2 separate regions of the Homo sapiens genome follow, and region 2 is linked to region 1. A link is an interaction called in ENCODE POLR2A ChIA-PET data of the cell type or tissue named here. Cell type or tissue: B cell. All regions are shown on one strand. Each heading gives the region's core, and the rest is flanking DNA. Links, peaks and the distances in the headings are about the cores only. Region 1 overlaps UIMC1 (ubiquitin interaction motif containing 1). Region 2 overlaps UNC5A (unc-5 netrin receptor A).

Region 1 (4,378 bases), core at 278-4,277:
TTTGTATTTTTGTAGAGACTGGGTTTCACCATGTTGGCCAGGCTGGTATTGAACTCCTGACCTCAGGTCATCTGCCCGCCTTGGCCTCCCAAAGTGTTGGGGTTACAGGAGTGAGCCACCATGCCCAGCCTCAATTTAATCTTGTAAAAGAAAAAGATAACCCTATCTAACAGAAGCAAAACTGCATTTCTTAACTTGTCTACTACTCATTAAAAATATAGCCCTCTCCCTCTCCCCCTCCCCCTCCTCCTCTCCCTCCTTTCTTCAGTCTCCCTCTGTTGCTGATACTGCCACGATCTTGGCTCGCTGCAACCTCCCTGCCTCAGGCTCCCGTGATTCTCCTGCCTCGGCCTGCCAAGTGCCTGGGATTCCAGGCACGCACCGCCACTCCTGACTGGTTTTTGTATTTTTGGTGGAGACCGGGTTTCGCCATGTTGACCGGGCTGGTCTCCAGCTCCTGGCCTCGGGTGATCTGCCCGCCTCGGCCTCCCGAGGTGCTGGGATTGCAGACGGAGTCTCGCTCACTCAATGCTCAATGTTGCCCAGGCTGGAGTGCAGTGGCATGATCTCGGCTCGCTACAACCTCCACCTCCCAGCCGCCTGCCTTGGCCTCCCAAAGTGCTAAGATTACAGCCTCTGCCCGCCCGCCACCCCATCTAAGAAGTGAGCAGTGTCTCTGCCTGGCTGCCCATCGTCTAGGATGTGAGGAGCCCCTCTGCCCGGCCACCCCGTCTGGGAAGTCAGGAGCGCCTCTACCCGGCCGCCACCCCGTCTAGGAAGTGAGGAGCCCCTGCCTGGCCGCCCATCGTCTTGGATGTGAGGAGCGCCTCTGCCCGGCTGCCCCGTCTGGGAGGAAGTGAGGAGTGCCTCTGCCCGGCCGCCACCCCATCTGGGATGTGAGGAGCACCTCTGCCCGGCCACCCCATCTGGGAAGTGAGGAGTGCCTCTGCCCAGCCGCCCCGTCTGGGAGGAAGTGAGGAGCGCCTCTGCCCGGCCGCCCCGTCTGGGAAGTGAGGAGCGCCTCTGCCCGGCCGCCCCGTCTGGGAAGTGAGGAGTGCCTCTGCCCGGCCGCCCCGTCTGGGAAGTGAGGAGTGCCTCTGCCCGGCCGCCCTGTCTGGAAAGTGAGGAGTGCCTCTGCCCGGCCGCCCTGTCTGGGAAGTGAGGAGCGCCTCTGCCCGGCCGCCCCGAATGGGAAGTGAGGAGCGCCTCTGCCCGGCCGCCCCATCTGGAAAGTGAGGAGTGCCTCTGCCCGGCCGGCCCATCTGGGATGTGAGGAGCGCCTCTGCCGGCCGCCACCCCGTCTGGGAAATGGGGAGTGCCTCTGCCCGGCCGCCCCGTCTGGGAAGTGAGGAGTGCCTCTGCCCGGCCTCCCCGTCTGGGAAGTGAGGAGTGCCTCTGCCCGGCCGCCACCCCGTCTGGGAAGTGGGGAGCGCCTCTGCCCGGCTGCCTATCGTCTGGGATGTGAGGAGCGCCTCTGCCTGGCCGCCCCATCTAGGAGTGAGGAGTGCCTCTGCCTGGCCGCCCCATCTAGGAGTGAGGAGTGCCTCTGCCCGGCCGCCCCATCTGGGAGGTGTACCCAACAGCTCCGAAGAGACAGCGACCAACGAGAACAGGCCATGATGACGATGGCGGTTTTGTCAAAAAGAAAAGGGGGAAATGTGGGGAAAAGAAAGAGAGATCAGGTTGTTACTGTGCCTGTGTAGAAAGAAGTAGACATAGGAGACTCCATTTTGTTCTGTACTAAGAAAAATTCTTCTGCCTTGGGATGCTGTTAATCTATAACCTTACCCCCAACCCCGTGCTCTCTGAAACATGTGCTGTGTCAACTCAGGGTTAAATGGATTAAGGGCAGTGCAAGATGTGCTTTGTTAAAAAGATGCTTGAAGGCAGCATGCTTGTTAAGAGTCATCACCACTCCCTAATCTCAAGTACCCAGGGACACAAACACTGCGGAAGGCCACAGGGACCTCTGCCTAGGAAAACCAGAGACCTTTGTTCATGTGTTTATCTGCTGACCTTCTCTCCACTATTATCCTATGACCCTGCCACATCCCCCTCTCCAAGAAACACCCAAGAATGATCAATAAATACAAAAAATAAAAATATAGAGGAATTTTTTTTAGAAAAATATAGGGAAAAAATGGTTTTTTTTTCTATAGAGAGAAACATAGACTGGGCACAGTGGCTCATGCCTGTAATCCCAGCACTTTGGGAAGCTGAGGCAGGTGGATCATTTGACGTGAGGAGTTGGAGACTATCCTGGCCAACATGGTGAAACCCTGTCTCTACTAAAAATACAAACATTAGCCGGGCGTGGTAGCGCATGCCTGTAATCCCTGCTACTCAGGAGACTGAGGCAGGACAATCACTTGAACCCGGGAGGCGGAGGTTGCAGTGAGCTGAGATCGCACCACTGCATTCCAGCCTGGGCAACAAGAGGGGAATTCTGTCTCAAAAAAAAAAAAAAAACAACTATATAAATATACAAATCTCATTCTCCATGGTGAAATTTCAGTATCAATAATATAGTCATGTATCCTAGTTCTTTAAACATCAATTTAGATAATTGCTTTTCTTGACTACATATTATAATTTACCTACAAGTTTTTTTTCTTTTTTGAGACAAGGTCTCGCTCTGTCACCCAGGCTAGGGTGCAGTGGCATGATCGTAGCTCACCACAGCCTCATCCTCCTTGGCTCAAACAACCCTCCCACCTCAGCTTCCTGTGCAGCTGGGACCACAGGGGTGTGCCAGCACACCTGGCTAATTTAATTTACTTTTTATTCCTTATAAGATAGGATCTCACTATGTTAACTAGGTTAAGATTTTTTAAATACCAAATGCCTCAACCTGATAAAGGACTTCTACAAAAATCCCATAACTAATAAGCTAACATCATGTTTAAAGGTACAAGACTGAATGCTTTCTCCTTTCGACAAGGAGCAAGACAAGAATGTTTCCTTTCAGCTGGGCGCAGTGGCTCACCCCTGTAATCCCAACACTTTGGGAGGCCAAGGCAGGAGGATCACTTGAGGTCAGGAATTTGAGACCATCCTATGCAACGTATTTTTTTTTTTGTAGAGACAAGACATGGCATCCTGTGTCTACAGGATAGAAGGCCGTCGTGGGCTGATCACCTGAGGTCAGGAGTTCGAGACCAGCCTGGCCAACATGGTAAAACCCCATCTCCACTAAAAACACAAAAATTAGCTCGGCGTGGTGGCGTGTGACTATAATCCCACCTAATCCAGAAGCTGAGGCAGGAGAATCACTTGAACTCAGGAGGTGGAGATTGCAGTGAGCTGAGATTGTGCCACTGCACTCCGGCCTGGGTGCCAGAGTAAGACTTCATCTCAAAAAAAAAAAAAAAAAAAAAAAAAAAAGTAAGGCACACTGGTGAGCACCTACAGTCCCAGCTACTCAAGAGGCTGAGGCAGGAGGATAGCTTGAGTGTGTTTGAGACTGCCATGAGCTATGATCATGCCGATGAACTTCAGCCTAGGCAACTGGGCAACAGAGCAAGACCCTGTCTCCAAAAAAAAAAAAAAAAAAAGGCTGGGCACACTGGCTCACACCTATAATCCCAGTATTTTGGGAGACCAAAGCAGGAGGATGGCTTGAGCCCACAAGTTAAGAGACCAGCCTCATCAACATAGCAAGACCCTGTCTCTACAAAAAATTAAAAAATTAGCTCAGCATGGTGGCATGCCTGTGGTCCCAGCTACTGCAGCCTGGGCAACAGGGCATGGTTCTATCTCAAAAAAAACAATGTCTGCTTTAATCATTGAACATTATACTTAGGGTTCTAGGCAGAACAATTAAGCAAAGAGAAATAAAAGATACTCAACTTAGAAGTAAAACTATCACGATTTGCAGATGACATGACCTGTGTTTAAAAAAAAACACTAAGAAACACATTAAAAAACTATTATAGGCCAGGTACAGTGACTCACACTTGTAATCCCAGCACTTCAGGAGGCTGAGGCGGGCAGATTACTTGAGGTCAGGAGTTTGAGACTAGCCTGGCCAATATGGTGAAACCCTGTCTCCACTAAAAATACAAAAATTAGCCAGGCGTGGTGGCGGGCGCCTGTAATCCCAGCTACTTGGGAGGCTGAGGCAGGAGAATCACTTGAACCCGGGAGGCAGAGGTTGCAGTGACCCAAGATCGTGCCATTGGCACTCCAGCCTGGGCGACAAGAGCGAAACTCCATCTCAAAACAACAACAAAATCAACAGTTCATCAAGGTTATCTTGCCTTGTATCAATGCAGGAAACAAGTCAACATACAAAAACCAATTGCATTCCTATATGCTAGACATAAACAATCAAAACTGAAATTTTAAAAATTATATTTCTGGCTGGGCACAGTGGCTC
Region 2 (4,378 bases), core at 77-4,076, 130 kb before region 1:
ATAAATGGTGACAATATGATATTCAAGGCACTGGGGTGACTTCGGTAAGGGACTGTGGGAGCTCAGACTGGGGTCAGGGCAGGCTTCCTGGAGGAGGGGGTGTTTGAGCAGACCTTGAAGAATGAGTAGTGGTCACCCAGGCAGACAGCAGATGGGCAGGTGGACCAATGAGATGGAAAGATCCTGACTCCAACTAGCTTCAGCCAAAAAAAGGAATGTACTGGCTCATGCTCTGGGAATCCAGAGCTAGCTGTGCCTCCAGGTCCATGGGACCCCAGGCCTCTGATGCTGGCAGGAGGAGCTGGCCTCTCCCTTGCACTGGTTGTCTCCACTCTTCAAGCTCTTGCTTCAGACCTGTGAATAGCCTGCCTTTACCCTCAGCCTTACGAAGGCCTACAATGCCTGCAGGACTGGCCCTTCCCTGTGAGGGCCCCCGGCAACTCCAGGGCTCCATGCCCACGGCTCCAAGCTCAGCACAGGGAGAGGGTCTCCCTTCCCAAAAACCCGACCAAGATGCTGGAATCCCGTCTATTGGACGGGGCGGCCTGCAAGTCCTTCTGGGAACCATTGGTGGGGATGGGAGAGGGGGAGCGTGCCCACCTCTGGGTCCACAGATAGGGTCAGCCCCTGGACCACGTGGCCTGCATGGTGGGAGGAGTTGAGGGGAAGGCATTCTTTAAAGAAAATCAGGCACTGTCAGCCAGAAAGTGAGAGGGAGGCAGAAACTGGGACAGAACACGCAGAACCCCTGAGAATTGCACGTGGCGAAGACGCCGCCGGTGTGGAGGGATCCCTAGAGGCGAGGCCAGCAGGGCCTCAAATGCCAGCCAGAGGCACAAGTGGCACGTCATCCTGTGGCACTCCCCATGCCCGGACATCCGAGCACCTGTAGAGCGGGGAACCCAGGCCCTGGTGGACCTACTGGGGGCAAACCTCCATGGGGAGGCTGCCCAGGGGCTCCCCAAGGCCTGCTGGGCACCAGCATCCAGGGCTCAGGGGTGCAATGCTGGCTGCTGTGCCCCAGCCTCCTCCTCCACCCCATTTCACATCCAGAACAGCTCTCAGGGAAGCAGAGGAAGGGGCTGCCACCCTGGCCCCTCGCTGTGTTCCTCAACCGCGCCGTGTGGTCTGCAGGGCGGACGGCGCCCGCCACCAGGCCGCTGGGAGGATGGAAGGAATGGCGGCAGCCGCCCTGGGGAAGCAGCACCCACCTCTCCCAGCTGAGTGAGGCCGAGTGACGCCCTGTCCCTACCCCTCCCCTGCCCCCAGGGACGGAGGCCTTGCTCAGTATATATGGGTTCATTAATAGCTTGATTAATCACACCTCATATTTTCTGGTGCTTTTAAAAATAAAACATTTGAAAGCACTTTCACACCCACCTTGGGCCTCAGAGTTCCGGGCGAGTCTTATCTCCCAGACTGCAGGTGAGGAAAGGGGCTGAGCCTACAAGAGCAGCATGTGCCAGCGGGTGGCTGGGGGCAGCCTGGAGCCAGGGGCTTCTCCTGCCCGCCACTCCGCCTGTGGGCTGCTCTGCCCTCTCTCTGGGTCTCTCCACAGACCAGGAGTGAAGGGGCCACCCTAGGCAGATCTGAAATTCTAGAGGGAAAAAGCGGTGGTCATTCAGTCACGCAACAAACACTCCATCAGCATCCTGGTGAGACCTGGGCTCCTGCCCCCAGGGAGTTTATGGTCTAACAAGGGAAGTGGCGTACAAACTCACCCTGGTCCTGAAGTGGCATTAACCCAGATGGAGGCTCAGGGGATGGAGCAGGTGCTTTGAGTGACAAAAAGTGTGGATCCAGAAAGGCCTCCAGGAGGAGGCGACAACTTTGCTGACATTTCCCTGGTGGACCAGGTGGAGCAGGTCCACCACAGTCCACACCACTGGATGCCCACAGCAGCCTCCCCACCTCCCCTCTGCCCAGTGCCACCCCTCCCCTCCCACTCCTCACGCAGGGAGAGCACACCACACCCCTGCACATGACCCCCAAGGCTTCCTGTGGCCCTGGCAATGAAATCCCAACTCCTGACTCGACTGTAAAGGCCCCTGGGGTCCAGCCCCTGCTTCCTGTCTGACCAAACACGTCTCGCCCTCACTCACTCTGCCCAGGCCACACTGGCCTCCCTGCTGTCCTCAAACAAGCCCAGCTGCCTCCTGCCTTAGGGCCTCCCCTGTTCCCTTTTCCAAGCACACTCTGTAGCCTGGCCTTGGCATTCAGGGCGCTGCTCAGATGGCACCTGCCTGAGCCCCGCTCCCTCGAGAGCCCTCTCACCCGCCCCTTTCTGAAAGTCTGCCCCTTCTACCTTCTCTGCTGCACTTAGTCCGCCCCTTCTACCTTCTCTGCTGCACTTGGGTTTTGTTTTGCTTTGTTTCCCCAACTTGAAAGCAAGCTTCAGAGACGGGGACTGTGTTGTCTTGCTTGCGCTGGATCCCGGTGCCCGGAACAGTTCCTGGCACACAGCAGGCACTCAATAATTATTTGTTGAATGGATACGTTTCATGTCTTGGAAGAAGGTGGCATCCGTCCCAGGCTCAGTTCAGTCCAAGGCTCCTTGCCCAGGGGTCTCTTGCCTCCCATTGCCACCGGCCCCGGGGACTCATCTGCTTCCCCTCCTTTCTGTAGCTGCCACCCCCGTTGGCCCCCAGCCTCCCTACACACACGCACACACACACACATGCATGCCACACACACATGCGCACACACACACACGCCTTGCCCCTCCTCCTTGCTATTCCTGAGAAGATGTGTGGTTTGGGGGTTGCCCAGTTTGCTGCTCCCACCCTTGCCGAGCAGGGGCACCAGCTCCAGCTGACGTGGGCAGCCAGTTCTCTCCTGAGAGAGGCAGGGCCAGCCAGTGGGCTCTGGGGCTCACCGCAAATGGGGTTCCCACTTCAGGGCTTGAGTCATCCACCCAGCCCTGTCTGACCAAGTCCTGTAGTTCCTGGTGACCAAGCGCCCGTCAGGAATCTGCTAGTCAGTGAATGAGGTCTTCTAACTTAATTCCAAGCGGGCAGCCAGGCCAGGTCACGTCCCTTGCCAGTGGGAAAGCTGTGACATGGCAGAAGGAGCCTCTGGGAAACTAGGGATGAGTGGGGTTTGGGAAGTGGCAGGGCCCATGAAGCTGGTGGGCCCATACCTGCCTGCTGTCCTGCAGGCCCACGAGCCACTGCAACCAAGGTGTGTCCGCCCTGGCAGTGTTCTCACACGCCCGTCCGTCAGTGGCCCCAGAGGCAGCAGCGGTAGGCACCCCACCCCGAGGCCCCAGTTGCTAATGCCCGCATTAAGCAGCCTTGTGCTGCACGGCATGGACCGAGGATGCACAGTCTGGGGGTGGGGACAAAGCCTCCTGCCTGCTTCTCCTGTGACAACAGCTCCAGCACCAGCGAGGACAGGCCCTAGATGCAGAGAGGGTGAGATGGCATGTGTGGTTTCCCAGGAGAGTTGAGGTAGGGGAACCCTCTTTCCAGAGGAGGTGACATTGGAGCTGAGCCCTGGAGAGAAGGTAGGAAAGCACTGGACAAAGAGGAAGGAAGGGAGTTTCAGGCAGAGACCTGGAGGTGGGAAGCTCCTGCCTCGGAGGGATCCATGGGTGTCTCTTCAGAAAAGGGCTGGAGCACTGACTGGGGCCAGAACGTGAGGCTCAGTGATGTCAGTCAAAGGCACTTGGCCCTATTCTGAAACACCCATGGGAGCCAGATGAACAATGGAAATGGGAGAAACAGACCCAGGGTGAGGCAACAGGGAGTGGTGGGGACTACGGCAAACTAGCCAGCTCTCAGGCCCTGTTGAAAGGATCCTAGGTCCTTTGGACTGAGCAGGCACTACCTGGCGTTGTCTTTGATGGACAAGTACATGGAAAGCGAAAGAAAGAAAGAGAGAGAGAGAAGGAAGGAAGGAAGGAAGGAAGGAAGGAAGGAAGGAAGGAAGGAAGGAAGGCAAGCAAGCAGGCAGGGAGGGAGGGAGGGAAGGAAAGAAAGAAAGGAAGGAAGCTCACGCTAGTAGCCTGGGCTGTGCAGTGGGGGAGGCGAGAGGCTCGGCTGTGCCTTCATTCAGGTGAGAGCCCTGACCGGGACACCGAGGGGGGGACAGACAGATCTCAGGTACTGATGGCAAGGATAGAAGTCACACAGTGAGCTCGGGGGCCAGAGGCAGAGAAAGCCAGCCCTGACTGCCCAGGAAGATTCCTGTAGCCCCGAGAGGACGTCCAGTAGCACCTTAATTTACCCCACCCATGCCCTTGCTAGAGGGCATAGCTGCTAGAATGTCCTTGCTAGAGGGCATGGCTGCTAGAATGCCCTTGCTAGAGGGCATAGCTGCTACAATGTCCTTGCTAGAGGGCATGGCTGCTAGAATGCCCTTGCTAGAGGGCATAGCT

What was found. ChIA-PET counts read pairs that join two places held together with the same protein. Peaks named below come from ENCODE experiments on the same cell type or tissue, not always from the same donor. Only the 100,000 strongest peaks of a DNase experiment are listed, where the experiment ranks them.
Region 2: POLR2A ChIA-PET joins it to region 1 with 5 read pairs; 2 of 35 experiments call an interaction of 5 or more read pairs at or near these places.

The regions. Positions count from the first base shown.
Region 1 is chr5:176,983,004-176,987,381 of GRCh38, forward strand. All of the region lies in intron 1 of UIMC1 (ubiquitin interaction motif containing 1), which reads right to left. Among named protein-coding and RNA genes, the nearest start is that of UIMC1, 22 kb to the right of the region's middle. RefSeq lists a silencer at 1,752-1,952. In B cell, for the core only: no CTCF peak of the experiment used is centred there; a DNase peak (open chromatin) is centred at 2,698; H3K4me3 peaks cover 674 bases; H3K27ac peaks cover 1,741 bases.
Region 2 is chr5:176,854,837-176,859,214 of GRCh38, forward strand. All of the region lies in intron 1 of UNC5A (unc-5 netrin receptor A), which reads left to right. Among named protein-coding and RNA genes, the nearest start is that of HK3, 42 kb to the right of the region's middle. RefSeq lists an enhancer at 2,676-3,177. In B cell, for the core only: no CTCF peak of the experiment used is centred there; no DNase peak of the experiment used is centred there.